5 separate regions of the Mus musculus genome follow, and all the other regions are linked to region 1. Evidence: chromatin loops called from intact Hi-C (ENCODE). Cell type or tissue: heart. All regions are shown on one strand.

Region 1 (5,000 bases):
AAAAACATTCTCTACCAATATGGCCCCACTTTTAAAAGGCCTCAACAAAACCTAGATAGCACTCTATAGCTATCTCTATCTCTACCTCTATCCTGTGGATTATTTTCCCCCTCAACCTACCTTAACAACAGGTGTCTCTATATCTCCCAGTTTTTCAGTAGTAAACATTTGAGATGAAAGGACCATTTTGCTATTTTATTCTTAAGGTTTTCTTTTTTCTTAAAACGTATCCTAGAGTATATTGACTGTACAAGACAATGCGTTTCCTTATGGCATTTTCACACAAGTTCACGGCACACTTTAACCCAATTACCTTCTTGTCCTTAGTCCCTAGTCCCCCAACCCCACTTTGGGCTCCCTTCCTCAACTATCCAAATGTAGTATTTTAAAAGCCAGTCAGCAAGCCGGGAGGAATAAAAGGGCAATTAGATTCTGAAAAGAAAAAAGTGTGCCTTCATTTGCATAATAATGCCACCTAAGAAACAACCCAGTCACGCCTCCTAACCCTTCAACTGTGTGTACTTAGACTTCATCCCGAAGCCTGACAAGTCCCCGGGGAGGGAGCAGCTTCAGGTAAAGTCACAAATTGGAGGAAAACCTTGCTGGAAACACTAGACTGTGCGTTTGTGAGTATATGCACACATAACACCGACCATGGCATTTTATACTGGACGAGTTCTCACTGTTTTCTGAGTGGTGGAGAGGATTTTTGTGCTATACAAACCGAAGAAAGTCTCAAACCATCTTAGGTGTTCCCACCAGCAAGGCAAGCAAGCCAGGTGAAAAGAAGTCTGAAGATTAACTGAAACTTCAAACAGCACCACAAGGCACAAAGAACAAACGTGAGTACTTAACGTCTTCCTTATGTTCCATTGTTAAACATACAAAGGAATCTGTGTCAACGAGATGACTAAAAAGGACACAATGATGACACCTCTATAAAACAGTGCTAACTCCGGTCACTCTGCTGTTTTCAAAAGTACCAACCTCCACTGCACCGGGGAGGAGGGGATAATGGAGACAGCCTGGCAAAACTCCCCAAAAGTTATATAAACAAAGGAGGGAGAAGCCCAGTGTGGGCTTCGCACCCATGTGCCACTAAAATTACATAACACCCGGTGCAGACACTGAATGAGGAATGATTCTGCACTACGCCCTCGCTCTCTCCCCTCCTACACCATCCTCCTTCGCTTTAAACACCCCCAAGGGCCCCCGCGAGAGAGTGGACCGCTTGGGGTGTTTATTTTCTTCGTGGAGTAAATCCTGCGAGAGTTGGAAGCACATTTAGGCCCGAAGTTTGAACGTGCAACAGCCGCAGGGCACAGCGACTCACTCTCTCCGGACCTGGAGCAGAAAGAACTGACCACGCCAGCCACCCGCGAGGCCTCCATCTCCCCCGCGCAGTGCCTCCCGCTGGAAAGTTTTCCCTGCAATCGATTGCCTGCCTGACTTTGCACGGAAGGCGAGCCAAAGATGGGAGGGGGGTCGGCAGAGAAAGACCTAGAAAGCTCAGCGGGCGGCGGCGGCGACAGCGGGAGGAGCCGGCTCCTTACCTGGGCGACGCTGAACGGCCAGGGCTCTCGAGCTGGCGCCGCCCGGGGCTGCGAGGGAGCGGTGTGCACAGCGCGGCTTAGGCCGGCGCCCGCGGCCCGGCCCCCGCCACCTCCTCTTCCTCCCTCGCGCGCGTCATGTCACGGCGATCAAACACGTCTGTGCGCTTCGCCGCGGTGACTTCCTGATTCTCCGCCGCTCGCGCGCGCCACGCACTCGCCCTCGCCGCCGCACGCACCGCCACCGCCTCCCGCCGCCAGACCCAGCCGGCTCTGCGTCCGGCTCCCGGGAGTGCTCCGGCTAGAGACGCAGCCCGCGCAGCTCGCCACTCACTGGTCCCTAGCGCACTGCACACTCACGCCAGCCCGCCGCCCCCTCCAGCCCCTCCATCCGACTTGCAGCACTGCCAAACTTTTTTTTTCCGGGTTGATTGGTGTCCAACTTCCCTCCGCCCCCATCCCCCAGGCAGCCCTACCAGCCCGGCGCTCACCACTATCCGCAGCGAATAGCAACCGGTATAAAAAAATAATAATGTAATCCAGGCCGCAGGGGTGAATGCAGACACCCGCACCCGGCGATCTCCTGCAGGTACCGGAAACCAGCGTGAGCGCCCGGGCCGGAGCGCGGGTGTCCCCTAGAGTCCTCAGCGCTGCGCCCCGCCCGGAGCGGTGTCACTGCGTCCAGGCTGCGCGGCCTGGTGCGGGGCACCGGGGGGCACTGTGCTGGTGTGCGCTTGGTGGCTGGAGGGCGCCCAGGGGCTGGCGCGCTGGACCGGTGATTTGGGGAAGTACATCGCGACACCTATGCAGATGGCGTGGCCCTGTTTTGCAACGCCAATGGGAGGGGAGGCAGCCCAGCGATGGGGGAGGAGGAGGAGGCAAGGGAAGGGGTGAACTATGTTGGGATGGGAATAAAGCAAACTCGAAAGCAGGGAGCAAGAAGGAAGGGGTGAGTGTCATCGCTAGGAGGAGGCTCCCACCGGCTCTCCCCGCCTCCCTCCTTCGCCACCCCCTGTTTCCTCCCCACTGCAGCCCTTCCCCTTCCCGGGCGAACGCCGCGGCCGCTGCCCGGGTGCGTGCGGGTCCTGTTGTGACAGTCAGGCAGAGAGGATTATCCGGATCATGGCCTCCCCAGCCCTCAGCCGCCGTGGCTCTCCCGGGTCCCTGTGCGCCCCTGACACTCAGACCATCCCAGGCGCCCCGCGTCTGCAGCTTCCTCGGCGCTTGCCAAGGAAAGACACCAAGCAAAAGAAAACAAACCCAGAGAGGGGAGGGGAGGCTAACAGAGCCTAGTGGACACCTCGGACCTCTTTCCTTGGGGCTTCCTTCCACCCTCTGTAATGAGACCCGGGCTGGACACCCCGAACTTCAACATCCTAGCCCGCGCTGCCTCTAGGTACCAGACAAGAGGGTCCGCGGCGCCACGGCCATAGCCCCCGGGGCCAACCCTTTCACCTAAAGGCCTGTCACCAATCAACATTCCCTTCCCTGCCCTAGGGAACCCCGGGAGTGGAGGTGACACCTCGGAGCCCCAAGGCACCAACCCTGTGGTAGTGGCCGCCGCCCGCTCAGTGCGCCATCCCAGACTACTACCGCCAAGATCTGCTCTCGTCCCCGCAGCCGGAGCCCTTTAAACAAGTCCCCGGGAGGCGAATAGCAGCCGTGTTGGTTGGCGCCCTGCCGCCAGCCCGGGCTCCTCACCCTCCTTCCCTCCTTTCCTGTTCCCTTCCAACTCTAACGGGGAGGATGGCTCGGGGTGAACTGTCGCGTTTCCAGTCCCCCGCCTCCCAACCCCTCCGCCCCCCGGCCCGGAGTTCCCAAATCCCCCTCTCCTCTTGCCACTAGCCCTCCCCACCTCTGCTTTTTAGGGGATAGGAGGGGGGGGGGGATGCAACCTGGCGGAGAGTGTGTTGCAACCCTGAGTTGGCAGCGCATCACTGTCAACCTGCCCAGGGTCAAGGCTGTGACATGTTGGGATTTCTTCTCCTTGCCCCCTCGAAGTAGTAATTATTACTGTTATTATTAGAACGGCGAGGTTCGGTTGAAACTTTGTTTCTTTTATCGCCACCCGGGAGCTGTGGTTAGAGCATTCCACCTGAGGCCCGCGGGGAAGAGGCGGGCTTTTTTGTTGTTGTAGCGGTTGGCCCGCCTGTTTGTTTTGGTCTTCCAGCATGCACAATAAATAATGATTAGGATAAGGATGCATAATCCGGGGCGAAGGCGGCGCGGTGCCCAAGGGGTTCGGCGGCCGCTGCGGCTGCTGTAAGGCCGGAGCCGTGGAGAGAAGAGAAAGGAGTTGTAAGTTATATTTACCTTGCTCGCGAGCAGTGTGCTGGCTGAATCTTCCCTCTCTGAGTCACCCAGAGTACAGAAACAGAGGGAGCGAGGACTAGATTATGAATATGACTTCATTGATGACAGCCGTCCCCTCCTCTTCCTAAACTCGGGCTCCGCCCCGCGTCCCACCCTCGCCGCCTCCACGGGCGCCGGAAGACGCGCCGCAGTTGGCCCCGCGAGCCGCTCCTCCCTGCCCGGCCCGGCGCGGGTTGGTGGGACGCTCCTGTCACTCGCCCTGCTCAGCGACTCCGGGAGCGCGCGGGGGGAGCAGGGGGCGGTGTGCAAGAATGTGGATCTAGACAGCTCTACTGTATGCGTGGATCTGTGTGTGTCTGCGAGGCGCCGGCTCTCCGCCGTGTTTGTGCCTGGAGCAGAGAAACTGCGCAGGACAAGCAACCAGCCCGCAGCCCTGCTGGACTCGGGAGCCGCACATCCTTTAGCTGGCAGTAGCCTTCCGAGCTTCTCCGAGGAGACTGGGGGAACCCCCCGAAGCGAAGGGGAGGGCAGCCGTAGTAATCGAGCGTAGTAGTTCTGGGGAATGTGGAGACCGTGCTGGAATTTAAGTGTGCCTGCGCCTGCCAGCTCGAGCCTGCAGAGAGAAAGGGAGGGGACGGCGGGGGCAGGGCTCCGGGTGGCACCAAAGCTGTTTGTGGCAGTGTTGGCCGCGGGGGTGGGAGGGAATGGGCATTATCATACGAGCTGAAACTTTTTCGACCCCCGCCTCCTCCCCGTTTCTCTCAAGGCTGTCATAAATTTGCGTTCTTCCCACCCATCCCCAGCCCCCAGTGAAAAGGGAGGCGGCACAAAGAGCGAGCTTGCCAAATCTGTCTCATCCCTAAAGGACTGCAAGCTTCCAAATGCCAGAGAAGAGAAACAGCTGAGAGGCCGGCCGCCTAGTAAATAAATAAACCCAGATAAACCCTCCTAACCCCTCTGTTTACTTCGGAAAGGCACGAAGCACTTTCACCTCCCCTCACCTGTCGTCTTCGAATAAAATATACATAAAAATGTGGGAGGAGAGAACGACCCGCGAGGGTAGGGCGGGAGAGTCAGGGGGCAGCTGAACCATGGGATCTGCTTTTGATTTAAAAAGGGAAATAAATCTCAATCTCT
Region 2 (5,000 bases), 110 kb before region 1:
CCACATCCCGGCGCTGGCGAGAGCCCCTCCCAAATATCTTCTCCTCCTCTTCTTCACAGGTGAGCCTTTCCACTTCGGCGTCATCCTTGATAATCCAGGAGGGCAGCTCATCTTCCTCCATCAAGCGGGGTTTGCGCTTCGGGTTCCGGGCATCCTCCCTCCGCCGGTCCATGTCCATGCGCTGGAAACAGGGACAACAGTGTCACCAAGGGAGGAGGATTCTGTATGGCAGAACTTATAATCCCCAGAAGTTGTCTTCTACTGCCAAAATATCCCTTTCAGTCTCCTACTCTAGTCAGCTTGTTCTAATTCATCCTTAAGCACCGGGTCTACATGAATGATTCTGCCTCTATACCCATCATTTGAATTTACCTTTGCAAAAAGGAAAAAAAAATACAAATACCTTCTTTAAGGGCTCTTCTTCTTAGCCCAAATGTGTGTGTAAAATTCAAAAGGAGACTGCATTTTAAAGATGTGAGCCCTGGGTCAGTAAGTGAATAGAGGTGCCTGCTGGCAAGCCTGATAACCCAAGCTTGGTCCTGGGACCTACAGGATGCAAGGAAAGAGCCAGCAAGTTGCACTCTGACCTCCACACACGTGCTGTGGTATGTACATGCCACATGCAAAATGAGTAAGTGGGAAAATATTTAAGGGTGAGCCCTACCTATATAATTCATTGCTTCCCCCAAACAAGTGAATTCTTTGAGCACATATAAAAATTCTACTAAGGATTATTAACCTTTATGAAGAGGATTTGCAATTTTAATGGAACAGAGAGAAACATTTCAGGGGAGGTTTTTAGTGACTCAGGTACCAACCACAGTCACATGTGGAGGGGACACGGAGGGTTACCCTGGTCCAGCTGTTGCCAATGCATCGGCTTCTCGGTACCTAGGTGGGGGGAGCAGAGGACCATACTCCTCCGCACTTCACTTCCTAAAAGGTCAGCTCTTAGGAGATTATTATAACACAACGGACCACAAAGTCAGGATCTTCTCAACTCCACAAGACACACGTGAAATGTCTCCCCTTCATGGGCCTCGGGAGCCTGTGCCTCTCTCGCTTTTTGTTCTAGAAATCCTATCTGGTTCTAAGTAAATGATGTGCCCTGTGCGCGTGGCTTTAAGTGTAGCCAAACAATCTGAACCGTGTAAAAGAACAGACCAAAAGCATTGTTTACCCTCTGTATATACTAGATGCATATACCCGGATCATCCCCAAGGAGAAATAAGTCATTAATTATTCATCATTTACCTTCTCCCTCCTCTTCTGATTCTACAGTACCAAAACACATATTCAATAAAATGATTTCTTTCCCTTAAAAGCTAAAACTGATAAAATGTGAAGGAAATATTTGCTTCTTGAACCCAAATGTGACTTAGAAATTAGGCGTCGAGGCTCCTGAAACTATGCTTCAACACTTCTGGAAATCACTCCGTCTGTACGACAGGGTAAGCCTGGAGCTCGGTAGCATCCTATTGGTAGATAAATGTGGCCACCCTGCTCTCCCATGTGCTATACTTAGCTTGTGATGCTTGGCTTAATCCAGCCATCTAATGCGTGGCTCAGAAACAGGATCTACCCATGGAGGCTTGGCAATGAGCAAGAGGGTGCTTCTTTAAGGCAGGACCTAGACAGAGGTTGCATGAGGCAACCTCTTAATAGCTAGCAGATAACTAGTAGGAAAGCAATCTCCCCGAGACCTACTCTGTGACAGCCTGTTGCTACTTCAAGCTCTAAGCTAGACCAAATTCCGGATTCCTAGATCAGAGTTTGCAAAATGACCACAGTAGGTTGTTTTGTAACTGGAGAGTAGGACAACCATAGAATAAGTATTTTCTTTAATTTTAATAACAATAACCCATATACATATAATTTTTTTAAAAAGGGTAGATTCAATTAAATATGATAAGCTACAAGTCCTAGTGATCTTAGAGATCCTACTTACCCAATACTTCTCTATAACATCTTAAACTAGCTTTGGACAAAAAAGACTAACTTTTCTATTTAATTACTACCTGGATGTATCCATCTTAAGGCCTTAGTATAAATCATAACATTTATTACTATTTTTCACCTTCACAGCAAATATGGCCTCTAAAAGCCCATTATTTATATATTGGTCCAAGATAAATATCTGAAGCATGTTGCTATCAAATAAACCTTTTAGGTAAAACCCACAGGTTATCAGTATTGACGGTGAATTAATTATTTGATGTCTTGGTTTTAGAAGGGGAAGGCAATGGCACTGTTTAAAAGAAAGATTATTATTTTAAAGGAGCTATTTGTTTACAGTATCTATACATTGAAGTAATAAGTCTCTATTACTGTGAGGCACAGGACTAATTCTGAGTAATGGACGAAGACTTTTGATACATGCGATCCAGAGCGCCTAGGCAGCTCGCATTCCATTCTTGCTTGCCGCTAAACTCTTTAATCACAGTAGCTGGCATGGATTCAAATTCATTTTCCTGCCCCCTGGTGGAAGTGCTAATGAACAGCCCAGTGGCCAAAGGTATACAAATTAAACCCAACAGAAAACAGCAGAGCTGGTTCAGTCTCCCTAACAGATGCTAACACGTAAGAAACAGGCCTGAGAACTCACAAACTTCAGGTTCTTACACAAGTACATTCATTCCTGCACCAGTCTGGGCTATGTCAATTCATTCCTGAGTCAGTCTGGGCTGTGACAAGCCTGTTCTAGGGTCGTAGACCTAGTTAAAGGGAGACGGGACCTTGAACAAAATTTCCAGGTTTGTCTGAGATTTTTCAAATCCTACAAAAGCTCAGCCTCAAAGAAGAATGGAGCAGCACTAAATTTCTCCCCGATTTCAGGGCGCTGCCAGGGAAGGCCGATTTCTGAGTGTAACCTAATTTGGGAGTATCTGAGGCCATTGTAGTGTTGAGTGAGTGCCAGGAAAGGCCAGGAAAGCCTTTCTGCCTCAGGGTTCCCTAGTCTCCTACCCCTTGGTAAGTGCCTCAAAGATAGATGTTGCTTTCTGATGTGTATCCCCAACCCCCCTATTTAAAAGTCTAATCTATAATTGTAGGGAGTAACAGCAGAACCCCACATTAATGCAGAACCCACATTAATGCCCTGTCTCCCTAAAATGGCCTCACCTGGGTAGCAAAGTAATACATTTCCTAAAGCTGGGAGCCACTGCTATGGCTGCCTGCTTTTCTGCCTGGGAAAGAGGTAATGGTCTTTCATTGTGAATCATTATGTGTGGGCATAATCTGCGTTCTCTAGACAAAGGCCACAAGCAAATAATCCCCCTCCCCCCATGAAAATGACATAAGCGTCCACACAGCCTTGGTTCTATTCTCTCACCCTCCCTAAGCTTAAAAGGCAGAGATTACAAACCCATCGGGTCATATTTGGCTTAGCTGTGTTCTCTTTGGCCTGCAGTGTTATGGAATAATATTAATAAAGGTCCTGAATGTAGTTGCAAACCTTAATGCTGAGAGTTCGCCAAAAAGGGTCGATTCCTAGCATCTCTTCAAAAGTTGTAATTTCTGCTTAAAAGGGTCTCACATCTCCACCTTGCAGCCCCAGCACCGGCAACCACATCTTTACTATGCCTCTCCTTTCCAGGTGCTTTGCTTACACAAGGGTGGGGGGGTTCCAGGACCCCATGGCTTTCTAACAGGTGCCTGTGATCAGGGTTCTTCAGTGCTACTACACCCCAGCCATAGTGCATACATATCCCGTCCCTCACGGTCACGCTAAATGCCTGACACGAAAGTCAGAATGGCTGAATGCTTTGGAGGAAGCCTTACCCCTTATTCATCTGGATCTGTCTTGTCATCTGGACAAACCCTGAAACCACAACCATCACCACCCTCATTCGGTAATCTATTGCACATAAGCACTACGTGCCCGGGACTGTTCTAGTCATTTAAGATGAGAGTGTAAAAGCCCGAAGAAGGCAGTAGCCACCATTCTGCAGCCGCTGAGCAGCCTCCCCCACAGATTGGGCCTGTTCCCCAACCACTGTGGAATGTAGTGCATCTCACATGTAAGTCAAACTGAGGTTTCAGGAAACTTATAGGTGATGCTACGCTTCATGGAACCTCAAGGTTAAAGCCACAGGCAACACATTCTAAAACACCGAGCTCCTCTAACATAGAGCAGGTTCTGCTCTTTGGATCACGGCCGTATCTTCCTATGCACGCAGGCAAAGGTTCTATTCCCTTAAGTGTCTTCCCTGCAACAACTTCACAGGCTGTTGCTGTTCACCTGCTCCTATTCAGGAAGAAGCTGGCTAAGCCACAGCTGCAAACTGAATGCAAGCAGAATGGACAGCTGCCCAGTGTGACTCTGGCCTGGGATGAGGACTGGGTCCCTGGTGAACTAGGGACCGCATACCCTGTGTGAAGGGTGAAGCTGCGACTCAGCTCTGGCCAACTGCCTCCAAACCGAGCTGTGGGCCAAACACCGCCCCATCTCACTTTCCAAAGGAAGCCAGAAATCGAGATTCTTTTCATGCTGGCAACAAATGCAAAATTTCAAGAACTGCTATGTGGGCCAAACACAATATGTCTGCCGGCTAAAGCCAGCCAGTTTGCAGACTCTGAACCAAAAGCAACGCACAGACTTCAGGGCCTAGGTTCTGCCCAGTATGCAGGCTGCGGGGCGGGCAGTCTGGATAACAAAAAGGGGAGGTGGGGAGGGGTGGGGAGAGATAGTCCTTTCCCATAATTCCTGCAACATTACCATAAAAAGATCAAATTCTTCCTCCCGGCGAGCAATCATCTGGTTCAGGGTCTCGTCGTCTGGTACCTCATCTTCTTCCTGGATTCAGCAACAGAATGATCAGAAGAGGCTTTAAGAACAGAGACTGGATAGTTTGTGGGGGGATGTTCTGCCCTACTTCTCAGGACAGAAAGGGGAGGAAGGGTCTCTCAGCTTAGTACCTGCCGTTGGTATTTTGAGAGGTTGAGCTTTTCAGACCGTCTTTCCAGCAGGAAATCTGTCTAGGGCGGGAAATCTGCTCTCT
Region 3 (5,000 bases), 140 kb before region 1:
CCAATGGGATTTTAAAAAAAAACAAAAAACAAAAAAACAAAAAAAACCACAAAAACTGTTTCCAATGCACTCTGCAATGTGCCAATCCATAGAAGCAACATGCACACACACAGGCCCCTAAGGGACAGCTTGAGCCCAGGCCTTAATAATCAAAAGACAATCTCCATCACAATCCTACAGTGTTCAGAAAACCACTATGAAAGAGGCGAGACCTGATGAGTTATGAAGAAAAAGGAGAAAGGAAGAAAAAAAAAAGAAGAAGAAGAAGACGCTCCCCGTTATTCCATTAATATTCATTCGCCTAAAAGCAGGACACCCACTATACAGCTAAACACAGTGCAGCTAAGCAAAGATAAGAGAAAGAAATGGTCCCGCATTATCTTGGAGGCTGAACATGCTAATCATAAATACAGCACGCAAGCCTGTCAACAGTTAATGGTACAGCCCTCTCCTCCAGCACCCAGTTGCACACAGAAAGACGGAGACCAGCGGCTTTTGATGTGTTACACACCTACACATGCCTGGGATGTAGTTCTACTGAATCTTCAAGACGGCAACGAAAAAGGATATTTACCTTACCACTATCAGCAGGCCGGCTATCGGAAATCACAGTTAGTGGGGATAAAATTAACAAGCCGGCAAAGCAGCGAGCTGCTAGTCTCTTCATCAGCTGATCAGGAAAAAAAAGAGAGCTGGGAAAGGCTATGTTTTCATATACAAGTAATTTTATTTTACTGAAAATTTAATACTGGAAGGGTTGTGGATACTCAAATCTGCTGTTTCATTCTACCTACGACCAGGCCCCAAGCCTTCCTCCTCCAGCCTGTTTTAATATTGACAACTACTTATCATATTGTTCCCCCCTTATTATTCCAGGCAGCAGAATTAGAGATTTTTAGCTCAGGTGGTTGCTGAATCTTGCTTGCATTTTTAACAATTAAGCCAATAAGAAAACAAATGAATATTCAAATGTATTTTTTAAAGATTAAAGCAAAGATTTTTTGTTGTTGTTGTATTTTATGCTTCATCTTAGTCTTTTTTTTTTTCCCCTGAAAAGATATGCTGCATGGTTTTGGAGCAGTCTAAAACGATTTTAACACAGAAGAAAAACACCCGCGCCCTCCCCCGCCCCCGCACCCCCCCCCCCAGATGCATGTAAGTAAAAGCAATGTGTATGTTCTCAGGTTCCTGTATTTTAATACAGTGTTATTTTTTCTCTATAAAAAAAAATCTCAAATAACTGTGATACTTCACTTTCGGTTTTCATACTGCAAAATTTTTCACTGTTTTTTTTTTTTTCTTTTCAGTGGGATCCGTGAGGAGGGGGAGGTTGTGAAAAGAGTATTTCTGTTCTACCCCCCCCCCCATTCTGAAAAAAAAAACGGGGAACAAAACATAAGCTTGTGATATTTGGACTTTTAAATCTCTACGCCTGTGAGTACCTAAGAAGGAAAACAAATTAAATTGCAAACAGAACTAGTCAAACAAATGTTTATTACAACTGCTAATACTGCAGATTCCTATTAAATTTACGTTCTGGAGTTACAGGAAAACACACAAAGTACTGACCATTATTCCCCTTAAGTTAAGGTTTTTATGCAGGAATGCAGAGAGCTACCGAAATCTTCCCTCCTCCCCAAAGACCGGGAACACATCTATATGCAGGGCTTCATGTTCTGTGGTTTCTAAGGGGCTTTTTCTAATGGAAATCAATTCCCTCCATATTTCCCGATGCTTTTCGCACTTCAAGAGTTAGACTTAAGATTTCTCTTGCTTGTAAGGGAAATTATGGGGGCTTCTCTGATTTAAAAATATTATTTGTTAAGCTAGCTCAACGGACAACTTAGCTGGGGGGGGGGGGGAGATTAAAAAAAAGAAGAAGAAGAAGAAAAGAAACCAAACAAAAACAAAAACAAAAAAAAAAACTTGCAACACAATGCTAAAAGTACTACCCCCAGAAAGAATTCCCTTCCAAACCTTTTACCAGCACAATAATGAAATAAATCACAGAAGCAAACCCCCAGTTTCCGACTGGTGACGTGTTGCGCAAGAGAGCGAGCCCTAATTCAACATACAGACGGCTCCCATGCTGAACCGCCTCTAGATTTAATGAAGTGAATAGGAAGGAAGTCGGGGGGAAAAAAAGTGTACAAATAAGAAATTAACACTTTCCTTCCCTACCTAAATGGTGAGGCACAACTACAGGGAAGTTTGGTGAGGTACCTCTTTCCTTAAAGGCACACTGCACTCTTTCGGGTCCGGACGTCACGAAAGAACCCATATGGTGCTAAAAAGCCCCAGCCAAGTTAAAAGAGTTAAGCATACTTCAGCCTGCGTGTGTGTGTGTGTGTGTGTGTGTGTGTGCTTTTTTTTTTTTCTTCCTTGAATGAAGCTAGAAATTACTCCTTCCTCCACTGGATGGCAACCTTCTTCCCCCCACCCTCTTCCTTTCTCGCTCTCCTTTCTTTCTTTCAATTTTGCTTAAAAGAAAAATACGTTTTCACGAAACAGGATGTGCACGCACAGGCGAGGGAGGGACAGGCTTGCTCTCCAATGATTCTTAAGAAAGTAGCGGTGCTGACAAGGACGGCCGGGAGGCGGCCATGCAGGGACCAGCTCCGGAGCAGACACCGGAGCTTGTAAAGCACATGGTAGCCCCGATAATCAGCCACACGTGCTGGCTTCCACCGTGCCTCTCTGTCATCCAGACACACGCCAACTACATCTTTCACTGAATGAGGGAAGGTCTCGAAAGCCGGCATTATGCTCCTTCTCAGCCAGGGGGTGGGGGATGTGGGGGCGGGGGTGGAGTTACACGTGACATCCCCCATCACAGCGGAGCAGCTTCAGGATTGTGAATAGGTAAACAGCGGCGGGAGAACAAAAAGCCACTCTGCCCATTGTTCCCACCCTTGCCTCCTCGCTGAAGCACCCGGCAGTGTGATAGGGCCCTCTCACTATGGCCCAAACCATCTCTAGGAAACACGTAAAGCAGGAATTCTGGAGATCACTAGACTATAGATGGTAAATAGAGGAAAAAGAAAAACAAACAAACCAAGCATATTCTGATAGTACACCTGGTATTTGTAGTATGTCTTCCCTGACAGATTTCTTTCTTTTCCCTCTAGGTGGTGATGGGAGAGGCTTTTCCTTTAGGGTCTCTAATTGGGAGGTGTGTGGGGGGAGACAGAGAGAGAGAGAGACGGGGGAGGGGGGAGGGGAGGAGGGAGGAAGGCATTCAGAGACACAGAGACATACACAGGCAGAGAGACTGTGTATGTGTGTGTGTGTCCATCAGGCTAAGTGTTAAAGAAAGGATGTGAATAAAAACTACAAACAACCTGGTGCTTTCTGGGGGAAATCTCACATCTCCAAAGGGTAATGTCCTAAAAGGCTAGGTCTCCTTCCGCTGAGACCCTAAACACCAAGAACACAGACATGATCCCCAAACCGGAAGAGTAACACTAACAACCAAATCACAGCATTCTTATGAGTTTGTAGTTCCACTGTGAGGCGTGCTCTTATAATAGCAATCTCAAAAAGTAACAGCAAACTGCTGCCAGGCCCTTTAGTCCCAGGGTGGGGAGGGCAGGGGCAGAACTCCAGACCCAGGACTTGGGACAATGGCTACAGTTTCGATTATTACAGTCTCCAAAAGCAAAGTATTAAGAAAGGTGTACATAAAACCTCCAAACATGGGGTGTGGGGGGTGACCAAAAACTGCAAGGTGCCACTCACAGGACAGGAGCTCAGTGGTCAACTAGGTTGCAGATCTAGGAGCTCTGATGTGACAGCTGCGTAAGATTTTTAATGTACTTCATTTTACCGATATGTGCACTTTAAGTGATGAGAACCAAATATTCTGTATGTATCCTTACTAAAACAAGCGTCTTTAGAAAGCCAGACCCTGAATCCTCTATAAATGAGGAGAAGAATCTCAAAAACGGCAGGTCCATATACGGCAGGTCCGTACACGCGGCCACTGGCTCGGCACAGAGCATATAACGCCAGGACATTTTTGGCAGTTTGCCTTTCAGGGTTCCAACAGGTGGCACGCTCAGTCTTGTCCTGCCCAATGACTACAAGCTCCCTCAGGAATCCTCACAGGTTCCCCCATCCACTGTTACTAAGGAAATGCCCTGGTGTAAGAAGTTACCCACATAGAGAACATGCCTGTTCTCAAATGGTCTGTTTGCTAACAAATGCCTCCCATAGTTAGGAGACGGGTTAATCTGAAGGCTGGGGAGCTCATGGGATAGGATCTCCACCCAAATGATGGAACAGCAAAATATTGATATATTCACCCAATAGGCTGACCCCCATTTACTTCATTTGAAGATGGGGTCTGGACATGTAGCCCAAGCTGGTCTTGAACAAGCTGATCTTGAACTAGAAATCCTCCTGCCTCAGGTTCCAAAATGCTGGGAATATAGACATGTAACCATCCACTTATTATTTTCTTCCTCCTCCTCCTCCTCCCCCCCCCCCCCCCCCCCGCGCTGAGAGCTGAGAGACAGGGTTTCTCAGTGTAACCAGCCCTGCCTGTCCTGGACTTGCTTTGTAGACCAGGCTGGCCTCAAATTCACATAGATCTGCCTGCCTCTGTCTCCCACATGCTGGGATTAAAGGCGTGTGTGTACCACCGCACCTTCATTCACTTATTTCAAGTATTTGCTCTCTTGAGAGTCAAGTGCACTTGCCATTCTCCCTGAACGTAAACATACAGTGCTGGCCTAGATAGACCTAGTTGGGAAGCGAGCAACCTTGGCTTAACGCATTACAGGTAAAGTAAGTTTTGCAAAATGAACCCAGGTGCTTCCTTGGCTCTGGTGGCCTAGGGAGCCATTTAAAGAGCCGGGTGGGACTGGGTAGGTGGGGGGAAGGGGTGGAACAAACAGAGCTGAGGCATATTAAGTACATCCTTTCGATGTGGAATTTAAAGCAGGAAAATTAGTATAGGGAGAGGCAAAGTTATTTCAAGCCTCTAAGAGCTATTCGCG
Region 4 (5,000 bases), 820 kb before region 1:
AAGAAAGTAGGCAGGATCAGTAACATGTAGCCTAGTGCATGGCCAGTCGGGGAGGGATCTTCAGAGAAAACAACTGTCCAGGGAGTGAAGGCAATCCAGTTTGGGATCGGGCTGTTATCCAGAGCAGGGAGATATAAAAAGGGAGGTGGAAGAGTTGGAGTCAGCTGTAATTCCGAAAGCAGGGTCTCAGAGCAGAGAGCATCTGTAAGCGACTGCCTTGTGAGAGAAGCTTCGGGGATATTCATAAGTGCATGGCTCACTGAGGAGACAAGCATGCTCCCATCTTAACATGCTTTTAAGTTTATTATATTTCGTTAAGGTTTCCAGAACATTTCCTGTCCAGATGCTTGACAGGCAGATCTGGATTAACTGGAGGGTCTGATATGTTTTTGTAATTTTATTTTCTGATCAGTTTAGAATATATGTGTTCTAAGTCATACCCAGCAACAGAGGTACAACTTGGGTCTATTTTTTTCATCATCATCATCAACAACAACAACAACCAAACAAAACCTGAAGATCTTTTTAAAATTAAAGTGAAACAAAATAATATAGCCAGACTTTATCAGGATATTTATAACCTTTCCTTGATTGGTCACAATAGAGCCCTGCAACTCCGTTCCTTCATGGAATATCTATGGAATTTGCTTTCATAAGCCTCTTGTAACTGTATAATATTAAATATTGAGGGGAAGTTATAATACATCCTTCACATGGTACTTCTAAAAAGGATCAACTGTGGTATTTTCCACTTTCTTCAAATAGGTATTGCTGGCCATTTACACCAACTCAAGCAACAGGCTTTTCTGCCATGACCTCCCTTTGTAAATTTTGTATACTTAGTAGCCGTTGTAAATCCTCAAGGCACAAAAGTGGCTAGGTCTTGGCCTCAGGAGCTCTAGCAAGGGTGTAAAGGCTAAAACAGCTGTAACTGCCTTTCTAGTGCTTCAAGGCAGGAAATAGCCAGACCCCCCCCCCCACACACACATGTGCCCTTGACTTCCCTAATGGTCATCTTTTAAAGGCTGTAATAGCCATTCCCAGCCCAGGTCTCGCCGTACAAGAAAAAAGTAAAATAAAATCCCAGACCACCCTGGAAAGTAACCCCCCACCCCAGAATCCTGATATATTTCCCCATCCCCCAATTCTGCCCAGTTCTCTGTTGCTTCTCTTCCAAGCAGGGCAACCACCCTCCTTAGCTTTTCCCTCCAAATTAATCCCTTGCCTGAGCTTAGTTGTGCAGCAAGACTTTGTGGTATTCCTTGGCTCCTGACTGCCAGGATACCTTTTGGAGCAGAACTGTCACAGGGAAAATTTTCTATGAGCCAGAGCAAAGCTGTAACACCTGCATCAGGGAAACTTTCCCAGCAGCTGAAGCCTTCCCCTAACAGAGCCGTAACACTTAAAGATGTGTTACCAGCGACACAAGAGACAGTGTCCACAGGGAATTATAGTCTCTAAGCTTATTTGCAAGCTATCTTAACAAACTGACAAGTGTTCTCACAACAAAGACGGAAGAGAATGAAAGGCAGGGGCAGGAGTCAGGTATAAGCCAAGGAACGTCTGAAGCACCAGATGCTGAAGATACATGGGACGTCCACTCACTCCTTGGGGCTTCAAAAAGGGCCCCCTGCTCAACCAACTAACATCTGCATTTCAGAACAGTTAGGCAGTAAGGTTCTGTTGTTTGGCGCGACGTGGGATCCCCTGGAACTGCCGCCATGTAGGTGCTGGGAAATGAACCCAAGTCCTCTCCAAGAGCAGAAAACAGCTTAGCCATCTCTGCAGCCCCCAAGACCAAGTTTGTTTCTATTGCTTCCTCGCTAAAATGGAGTAATACCTTAAATATATATCCTAAAGTGGAACCGTGGGGGAAAAAATGCATGCCCAAGAACGGGCCTACATTAAAAACGCCACACACACATTTATGGAAAGAGCTTTTCACAATATTTGACTGTGCTCCGTTCTTTACACTTATGGTTCCCGAGGGATCTAATTTATCCGGAGATTCGCAGCTAGGGTGGGAAATAAGGGAGACATGGGTGTTGGCAAACACGATTACAACAGAAGAGACTCCGGTACAGCTTTTACCCTCCAGGCTAGACTAACGACGCAAACAGACACTAACGAGCGAGCTGTCCCAACGCTAACCCAGCTTGCAGACTTCGCTGTCTTTTAACTCCTTCAGGACCTGGGTGGCCCTCGCGAGAACCCGCGTCGTTCCCAGAAATCTGCAGGCTCAAGCGTCACTTTCCCAAGCCACGGACTCGTCTTCCACGGGACGGATCCCTTCGAGGGCCAAAACTCATGCAGCCCTCTCAGACGAGAGGTGTGGCGAAAATGGACCAACAGGAACTACGGATTTCGTGTTTCCTAAGCTCCACCCCTTGACCCCAGTACCAGGACGTAACGCTACAATCAGCGGATCCGGGGCGGGGCAGAACGCGGAAGCGGAAGCGGAAGCGGCGGGGGGTGGTGGCGGAACTCTGCGAGTTTCTGCCCCACGTGTGCGGTGAGTGTTGTGGAGAGTTTGGTGCGGGAAGTGTGGGGCGAGTGTCCGCCGGCCGCTCGGGAGCGGGGAGCTCTGCGGGGTGGTGGGCGAGCGGCGTCTTCAGCTCCATCTCCGGGACGGTCTACCTGGCCGCTTCTCTGGCCCGGAGTTGGAGGAACCCTGGCGAGGGCAGGGGTTAAGCCCTCTCTGTTAACTTGATTATTGTAGAGCTAAAGGAACAAGTTTCGCTGTCAAACTCCGGCCTGTGCGAGTCACAGTCAGCCCACTCGTCCCGTGTCAGACGTTGTGCATAGGAGCAGTGCAGGGAAAACTGAAGCGATCCATAAGCCAAGCATGATGGGAGGCAAGAGTATTTTAAACAGAGGCAGTGGGATGTCCCGGAGGTGGAAGTCAGGAGTAAGGCGCGGACTGGACAAAGAGGAAGGTAGAACTGTGGAGCCTTGGTGTCGAGTCTCTTTATTTTTGTGTAGTGGGAAGTATTTTGCTTTGTGTTCCTAGGCATATAAAATAATGAAGGATTATTAGAAAAGATCGGGAGGCTCATGGTAGGTCTTGACTCTCTTAAGGAGATTTTTGATGATTTGCATTGAGTGTTGGTAGTAGAGACAGAGGTATCTTTAAGGAGACTGCAGGATAACTTACTGTTGGGTACACGATGACTACCAAAGAAGTGAACATCAGGAGCCGTGCTCCAGTTTTCTCTCTGCGAAGTGGAGTAGATGGTCCCCGTTGAATACAGCAGGAATAGACAGGGAGAGAAAGATAGTAATTTGTAGTGGAATGCAGAGGATTGTGTCTCAGACATTAAGCATAAGACGCCAGTTATATACATAATCAAGAAGTGTTGAGGACTCAGGTCTGTGTAGGACGTTATCTCAGGGTCCCAAGGCTGCACAGTCTAGAATACCTAATTTGCTTGTCTTGCTCTTGGATTAGCCGTTAATTTGATTGCTTAGTAACTTGGTGAACAGTGCTTTAAGTGACCAGGGTTAACATCATCATGACTGCCGCATAGCTTTGTCACTGTGAGAGCAGCACTTCTTTGCTGTCATGTGCCACCCCTTCCCCTGGCCCAAGCATAACCTCAGTCTAATAATGAAAATCTTAAACTCCCAAAGGGGACATAACCTGGAAAAAAGGACATGAGGTGGCTACATTAACTGTATCTTGGAATAGGAAGAGGACAGGAATGAGAAAATTGATTTCCAAATAAACCCTGTGTTATACTAGTGTTATTTTCATAAGTTTCATTACACTGTCTTATTAAGTTGTCAGTGGGGAAGCTGGGTAATAGATCTATAGGCTCTATATCGTTTTAACTCTAATGTAAGAGGCATAGTTTTAAAATAGAGTATGTAAATAAGGTTTTTCTAGACAGCTACATGTGAGGGCCATTGGCACAATTGCTTAGCATGTGGTAGTACATGAAACCTACATGCAGAAATGCAAATGCGAATGTGATGTCTTACCAGGTAATAAAATGAAAAAGTGAAAAAGAGATGCCCCGCAGGAAGCTGAGCAGGTCCTGTGCTGGAATTATAGATCTGTACCCTGTGTATACACTGCTGGGCATCAAACCCACTGCATTTTCCAGAGTGTTTCCTGGACAAATTTGGTTCTATTAGGTTTAGGAAGTCTTGTGCAATGGATAGTTCATAGTAGCAAATTAGAGAATTTGGAAAATCTTTACTTGCTGGCTATTGCTGTTTGATTTAGTGTTTCTCAATCTCAAATATAACATGGACCCCTGCCCAAGATGTTCCAGCGTCCTAAGGAACATCTTGTTTTGTTTTGAGTTTTGAAACAGTATCTCACGATGTAGCCCAGACTTGCCTCTAATTTATGTTGCCCAGAGTAGCCTTGAACTCAAACAGTGATCCTTCTGCCTTAGTCTAGGTGCTAGGATTACAACTGTGTGTTAACATAGCCAACAAGAAATTAATTCTTGTGGAAGTTTCTAATCTGTAAACATTGTCTAGGAATTCCTACAGGTGACTCTTGAGGTCATTTAGAGATGGGTGAGCATGTAACTTTGGGGACTGTAGTCATGAGCCTGGAGATGCTTGCCTTTTGTCCATATGTGTTCTGCTTCTTGCAGAGCTTGTAAGTTGGTGGGAGGTGAAGGTCACTGGACCCAACAGGTGACATGTTAGACAAATCCTTTGAAATAAAGTATTACATAGCTCTGTGTAACTTAGAGGCCAGCCAGATATTTGGTTACCTCTAAAAGAGTTGGCCAGTAACCTTTCTTTTAGCTTTCTTGTGTGTGTGTGTGTGTGTGTGTGTTTTCATGTTTTCATTAAATTGTAATATGTGCTGAGTGTAGCCTATTTCTGGTCCCTGCTTTGTAAGGTGGATGCCGAGAGATCCACTTACTCATCACCAAGGCTTCCCAGGTTAGAAGCTGCAGACAGTGGTGTTTACTCTTACAGTGGTCTGTATTGAGCCAGCTAGGGTGTGCTTGGGCTGGGATCTTTTTTGACTTTCC
Region 5 (5,000 bases), 1.4 Mb before region 1:
GTTGCATTGACAATTTATTGCATTGTCAAGGAATGTAAAATACCTTTTTGAATGACGATTATATTTTTCATTGTAAAAAGCAATAGCTGTTAAGACCATGCTGCGTGTTTCCTAAGGCTCCCTAAAAAGTTATTTCTGATCTACCTGTATGATACATATGAAGATACAACCACACAGCTGTAAAAATGAGCTGAAAAGAGTTCCTGTCAGAACTACTGAGTAGCAAAAGGATTTGATATATGTATGCATATATAATCTATCATGCTTTGCATTCTATTGCTTGCATTGTAGCTTGGTGTTTTGAATTAGTATAATGGCAACACTGAAATTTATATATTAACCTTACTAGAACTAAAAGACATACCTCCAATTGTCATAAAAGGGAGAATATCCTGACTTAGTAAGAATTCATGCAAATAAAAGTATGCATCCTGAGAGTATAAAAAGATGGTACCAGAAGCTAGGAATAAAGAAGTCTCTAAATTGCTTGAAACTGACGTTACAATGTTCTAAGCGCAAAGGTCACACTCTTCCTAAAGGACACTGCCTCAAAGTATCTATTTATACCCTTGAGACAGTTTTGCCCAAGCTTCATTATGTGGTTTCCTTTCGTGCAGATTAAAAGCAGTAAATTAAAAGGGTGGGGGGAATAATAGAATGGTGCTCACTGACAGCGGTAAGGAGCAACAGCTGACAGTGGGGAGATGGGGAACCTAACAGACAATAGGGCTGCGCCAGCAAAGCTCTTCAGAGCCTTGAGGTGCCAGTCAGCAGTCCCAAACGTTTTCCTGAGGACTTGATCTGTAAACGTTGCAAAAGGACTATTCCAATCGTGAAGAGTTTTAACTGCTGTTGGGTACCACGGTGTCATTTTTGGCTATCACCACGACCTGTTTTAACTTTAGTCCTTGGCTTGTTTTTTTTTTTTTTTTTTTCTCTTTCTCTTATTAACTACTATATTATAACTTATAACCAAGAATAGAACTCATTATAACTATGAAATTATCAAAGCTTACAGTATTACTGCTAAATCTATTGTTCTAATAGTTGGTTTCTAAAATGTCTTTTACCTAGCATTTCATGGCACAGAGAGGCAAGATAAAATGACGGCTTGTTTTCCCTAAAATGAGAATATTATGTATCCAATAGAACAGGTGTCAGGATTAAATGAGATAATGTATGTAAAACACTTAGCACAAGGTCTGGGGCACAGAAAGAGAGCTCAGCCTTATTTTAACAGGGAACTCATGCTGGCCCAAATCCCTCATGTGCCGGTGCAAAAATTAAGCCTCAAGAGGAGAACTGACTTCTTAAGGCTCTACTTCCAGTATGTTATTGTCTTGGATAAGCTGCTTAGCTGCAAATGTTGGGAGATTTTGGGTATTGGCGGGCCTGGGGGCACGTGCCTGCTGGACTCCAGTATGAGGAGAATTGGACGAATATGCTTGAACCATGAGGTTTCAGAAGCTGTGCCTTATCAACTCGAGTTTGAGGTGCCAGGTTGTGTGCTAATAATGTTCTCCATGGACAGAAGCCGTTCCCGTGTCCAACACAGCTCAAGAACAAGCTACCCCCAGGCTGTTAAGAAACCGATGCCAGCTAATAGGGCGATTGGTCTAGCTGGGATCCATCCCGTCAACTCTGAAAGGGTAGAGCCCCTTAAGGACCTACCGAGGGCTACTCTGAAAGGTCTAACCCACCCCTGTAGGGACCCTCATCCTCGGAAAGCTCGAATTCCCTTCCCCTTGGCACTTCCTCCCGGTCCTGCAGGGTGCTAACTTGGCGTCTCGGTTCCGCAGGGAGGTAGCGGCCGCGCCGAGCGAGATGGGTCACCGTTCGCGCGCCCAGGCTCTCGCTCCCTAAGATGGCGGCGGGAGCACCGCTCACACCCCGCCGCCCGCGCTCCTCAGGACCCCGCGGCCTCGGGAGGCGCGAGAAAGCGGAATTCGATGGAGGGGAGGGCAAAGCCGAGACCCTGGAGGCCCGCGCCGGCCGCAGAGAGTCTGGGAAAGGGATCACCCGCGAGGCATAAACGACCGACCGGGAAACACCACACTGGCGACCACGGAGAGGGAGGGGAGAAAAAAAAAAAAAAAAAAAAAAAACCTGAGCGGGGCGGGGGGAAGAGAGGAGAGAGAGGGGAGGAGCGCAGCACATCCGGGATATTAGCTGGGGCCGCCCAGGAAATGACGTACGCCCCGGGGTGGAGCCCGCTCTTCAAAGTGGGGTCTGCCTCCGCGGTAGCGCGCGTCTCACACAGTGTTGGCTCCGTCGTCACTCCCCCTCCCCTGGCTTCGCGCTTTTCCTCTCGCGGCTGCGGGGCGGCTGGGCACAGAGCTGGCGGCAGAGGCAGGCGGGGCTCCTTTGACGGAAAGTAGCCCTCGCCTCCAGACCCTCAGCTTTCCCCGGCGTCCTCCGTCCCGTTCCTCCAGGCAGACTCGCCCTGACCCCGGGCCCGCCAAGTCTTAAAGCGCACCTCGGGGGAAAAACCGACGTCGGAATCCCGACCGCAGCCCCCCGCCCGGGCTCCGAGCTGTCAGTCACGGCGCCGAAGCCGCTTCTTCCGGCGCTCTCGGGCCCGCCCTCTCCCCTCCTCCCTCCCCCCCGCCCCTCCCCGCGCGAGTGTCTCCCTCTCCCTCGCTCCCTCTCTCTCTCCCTCTCTCTCTCTTTTGTGAGTTATAGCAACCGTTGCCTTGTGAATCAAGCGCCATAGTCACCGTAGTCCTGGCGACTGTTACCCATCAACAACAACTACTCCTCTCCTCCTCCTCCTCCTCTTCCTCCTCCTCCTCCTCCCCACCACCACCATCTCCATCACCCACCAACAACACCACAATAATCCACAGCCAAGGTGAATATTCTTCGGTCTCTCTACATGTGTGTGGGAGCGTGTGTGTCCGTGCGTGTGTTCGTGTGTGCGAGCGAGCGTGGCTGTGCGGGGTCTCCCTCCTGACACCGGCTGCGGCCGCTTGAGGGGCTCGGTCCCGGGGGCTTGTTTACAATGGACCCGCGCGCGGCGGGCTCGGGGGTGTGGGCGCCGCGCGCCTGCCCGCCCGGCCTCGGCGCTCGGGGATGGAGCGGGAGCCGGGGCTGCGGGGCGAGCGGGCTAGGAAGCCGCCGCTGTCCGTCGCGGGTGTTGGAGCGTCCCCCCCAGGTCCGCGGGCGCCCAGGAGGAGGGGCAGGTGGAGAGAAGGGGCTCGCTTTCTCCCTCTCTCTTTCTTTAATTCGCTGCTTTGCAAAGCTGCCTGGTGGCTGCTGCTTTCCAAATCGAAATAGACAGCAGTGAGCAGGGGGGGTCCCCAAAAGGTGCTGCGCTGTGGTGGTTGTTGTTCACTTGCGGGGCCTTGTTGGGGGTTTTGTTATTTTTATCCTGGTACCTCGGTGAACTTTTCCCGAAGCCCGCTCCCTTCGTTTCGGCCCCTCTGTGCCTGCTGCTGAACGGACTGCACTTATTTGACCATCACTGGCCTCACGGGATTCTTTTTTTTTTTTTTTCTTTTAAAACTGTATTTTTCTTTGTGCTGCAAACAGTCTTAATATCCATTCAGCAGTCTTCTCCCCCCTTCCCCCCATTTGCACACACATTGAAACTAGGGGGCCTCTGCTGCTCTTGAGAGATTTTTTTTTTAAGTCTGTTTCTCTGTTTCTCTTCTCTCCTCTTTCCTCTCTTGTCTCTCCTCTGTCTCCTCTCCCTCTCCTCTCTCTCTCTCCCCCCTCCCCTTTTCGGGTTTGTGTGTGTGTGTGTGTGTGTGTGTGTGTGTGCTTGTGATTTAAACCGGATGCAGGGCATCTGTGCTACTTTGGTTAGTGGCTACTGACAGCGCTTTATCCTTCATGTGGAGATGGGAGGGGTAGTCCTGAGGTTCTGTTTCACTTTGATGCACCTCCCTCCCCACAGGAGAGTGTTAACAATTTTCATTGTGGTTTAGACTTTGTCTGTGATGAACAGGAAAAGGATATAAGGAAGCTTTGTGAGAACTCAGTTCACAACGCTATTTGTGACAGTTATGGTACTTTGAGAGTTTTTTTTTTTTTTTTTTTCCTTCTCCCATCTTCATCTCTATTCCTTTCCCTTGGAGAGTTGAAATTGAAGTCAAGTTGTTCATAAAGAATGTATGAAGCTTCTCAACTTGAAACGTGTGTATATTTCACTTTCTTTGTGGCTGTTAAGATCTAGGCATGTGTGTACTTAACATATTCTTTTTTGTTGACTTTTTGGTTTTCTTTGGACAATGATTTAAACCTGTTCAGAAGAAAAAAAAAACTTCCTTTTAAAGTGTTTCTTTAGAGGAAATAGTTGCCCTTGTAGATCTGAATACTTACCAGTTATGAAGTAGTATCGTCTTGATTAGAACCTGGCTTTGCAGATCCTTAATTTGCTCATTTTCAGCATAACAATTAATAGGTTATCAGAAAAAAATTGATGATGATTGTGAGCTAAAACAAATAGATTGTACTATTATAGTGGCACATTGAAATTTCCAATTCATATTTTAAAGTGCTTATTTAAATAATCTTTCCAACAGCAAACATTTATTGATTTAACTGACAGAGCAGCCTGTGAATAATGTGACAGTATTAATTATTCTTGAGATTGTCAATGGAGAGGTTGGGTAATTATAATGCCATTAAGGCTAATATTTTGTAAAACAAGTAAGAGTTGGGGGATTGGGAAAAACCTTACTTTTCAATTCATTTTCGTGTGATTGTTATTTTAAATGAAGCTGAGATTTGATTCTGAAAGAAGTCTGTTTGGATCTCTCAGCATTCTTTATATTTATTCATCCATTCCCAACCTGTCTTTGCAATTTTCAAATACTAACTTTTATTTTTTCTTTTCTTCTCATTTTCTTTTTTCTTTTCATCTTTCTTTTCTTTTTCTTCTTTTCCTCTTTTTTGTTCAGATGAGTGTCAAACGCCTGAACACTTTTCGATGGTAAAGCTCCTGGGTCTGAAGTTAAAAGGAGTTTTGCTGTCTTGGGACAGTTTTAGATCTTAAT

What was found. Hi-C counts contacts between places; a loop is a spot of excess contacts. Peaks named below come from ENCODE experiments on the same cell type or tissue, not always from the same donor. Only the 100,000 strongest peaks of a DNase experiment are listed, where the experiment ranks them.
Region 2: a loop joins it to region 1, with 2.2 times the contacts of the local background. A loop is called at or near these places in 4 of 42 quality-filtered maps.
Region 3: a loop joins it to region 1, with 2.3 times the contacts of the local background. A loop is called at or near these places in 3 of 42 quality-filtered maps.
Region 4: it touches region 1 in a loop (4-fold over the local background); 5 of 42 quality-filtered maps call a loop at or near these places.
Region 5: a loop joins it to region 1, with 6 times the contacts of the local background. A loop is called at or near these places in 3 of 42 quality-filtered maps.

What each region holds. Positions count from the first base shown.
Region 1 is chr19:26,604,097-26,609,096 of GRCm38, reverse strand. Smarca2 (SWI/SNF related, matrix associated, actin dependent regulator of chromatin, subfamily a, member 2) reads right to left here and starts at 3,937. Exons shown (of 33, transcript NM_011416.2): 1 at 3,864-3,937. Gm52395 (a long non-coding RNA gene) reads left to right here and starts at 2,587. Exons shown (of 7, transcript XR_003952911.1): 1 at 2,587-2,946; 2 at 3,048-3,848. In heart, a CTCF peak has its summit at 2,264 (motif pointing right); DNase peaks (open chromatin) are centred at 1,716, 1,856, 2,196, 4,026 and 2 weaker places; H3K4me3 peaks cover 4,509 bases; H3K27ac peaks cover 3,957 bases; H3K27me3 peaks cover 325 bases.
Region 2 is chr19:26,715,910-26,720,909 of GRCm38, reverse strand. It overlaps Smarca2 (SWI/SNF related, matrix associated, actin dependent regulator of chromatin, subfamily a, member 2), which reads right to left. Exons shown (of 33, transcript NM_011416.2): 26 at 4,718-4,795; 27 at 1-181. Among named protein-coding and RNA genes, the nearest start is that of Gm20616, 95 kb to the right of the region's middle. In heart, a CTCF peak has its summit at 2,487 (motif pointing left); a DNase peak (open chromatin) is centred at 4,469.
Region 3 is chr19:26,745,522-26,750,521 of GRCm38, reverse strand. All of the region lies in intron 27 of Smarca2 (SWI/SNF related, matrix associated, actin dependent regulator of chromatin, subfamily a, member 2), which reads right to left. Among named protein-coding and RNA genes, the nearest start is that of Gm46648, 76 kb to the left of the region's middle. In heart, a CTCF peak has its summit at 2,471; a DNase peak (open chromatin) is centred at 2,561; H3K4me3 peaks cover 3,275 bases; H3K27ac peaks cover 3,556 bases.
Region 4 is chr19:27,427,304-27,432,303 of GRCm38, reverse strand. Pum3 (pumilio RNA-binding family member 3) reads left to right here and starts at 2,396. Exons shown (of 18, transcript NM_177474.5): 1 at 2,396-2,512. It overlaps C030016D13Rik (RIKEN cDNA C030016D13 gene), which reads right to left and starts at 2,267. Exons shown (of 1, transcript NR_027987.1): 1 at 1-2,267. In heart, no CTCF peak of the experiment used is centred here; a DNase peak (open chromatin) is centred at 2,333; H3K4me3 peaks cover 2,698 bases; H3K27ac peaks cover 2,410 bases.
Region 5 is chr19:28,008,823-28,013,822 of GRCm38, reverse strand. Rfx3 (regulatory factor X, 3 (influences HLA class II expression)) reads left to right here and starts at 2,657. Exons shown (of 17, transcript NM_011265.3): 1 at 2,657-2,851. In heart, no CTCF peak of the experiment used is centred here; DNase peaks (open chromatin) are centred at 1,792 and 2,242; H3K4me3 peaks cover 3,120 bases; H3K27ac peaks cover 2,920 bases.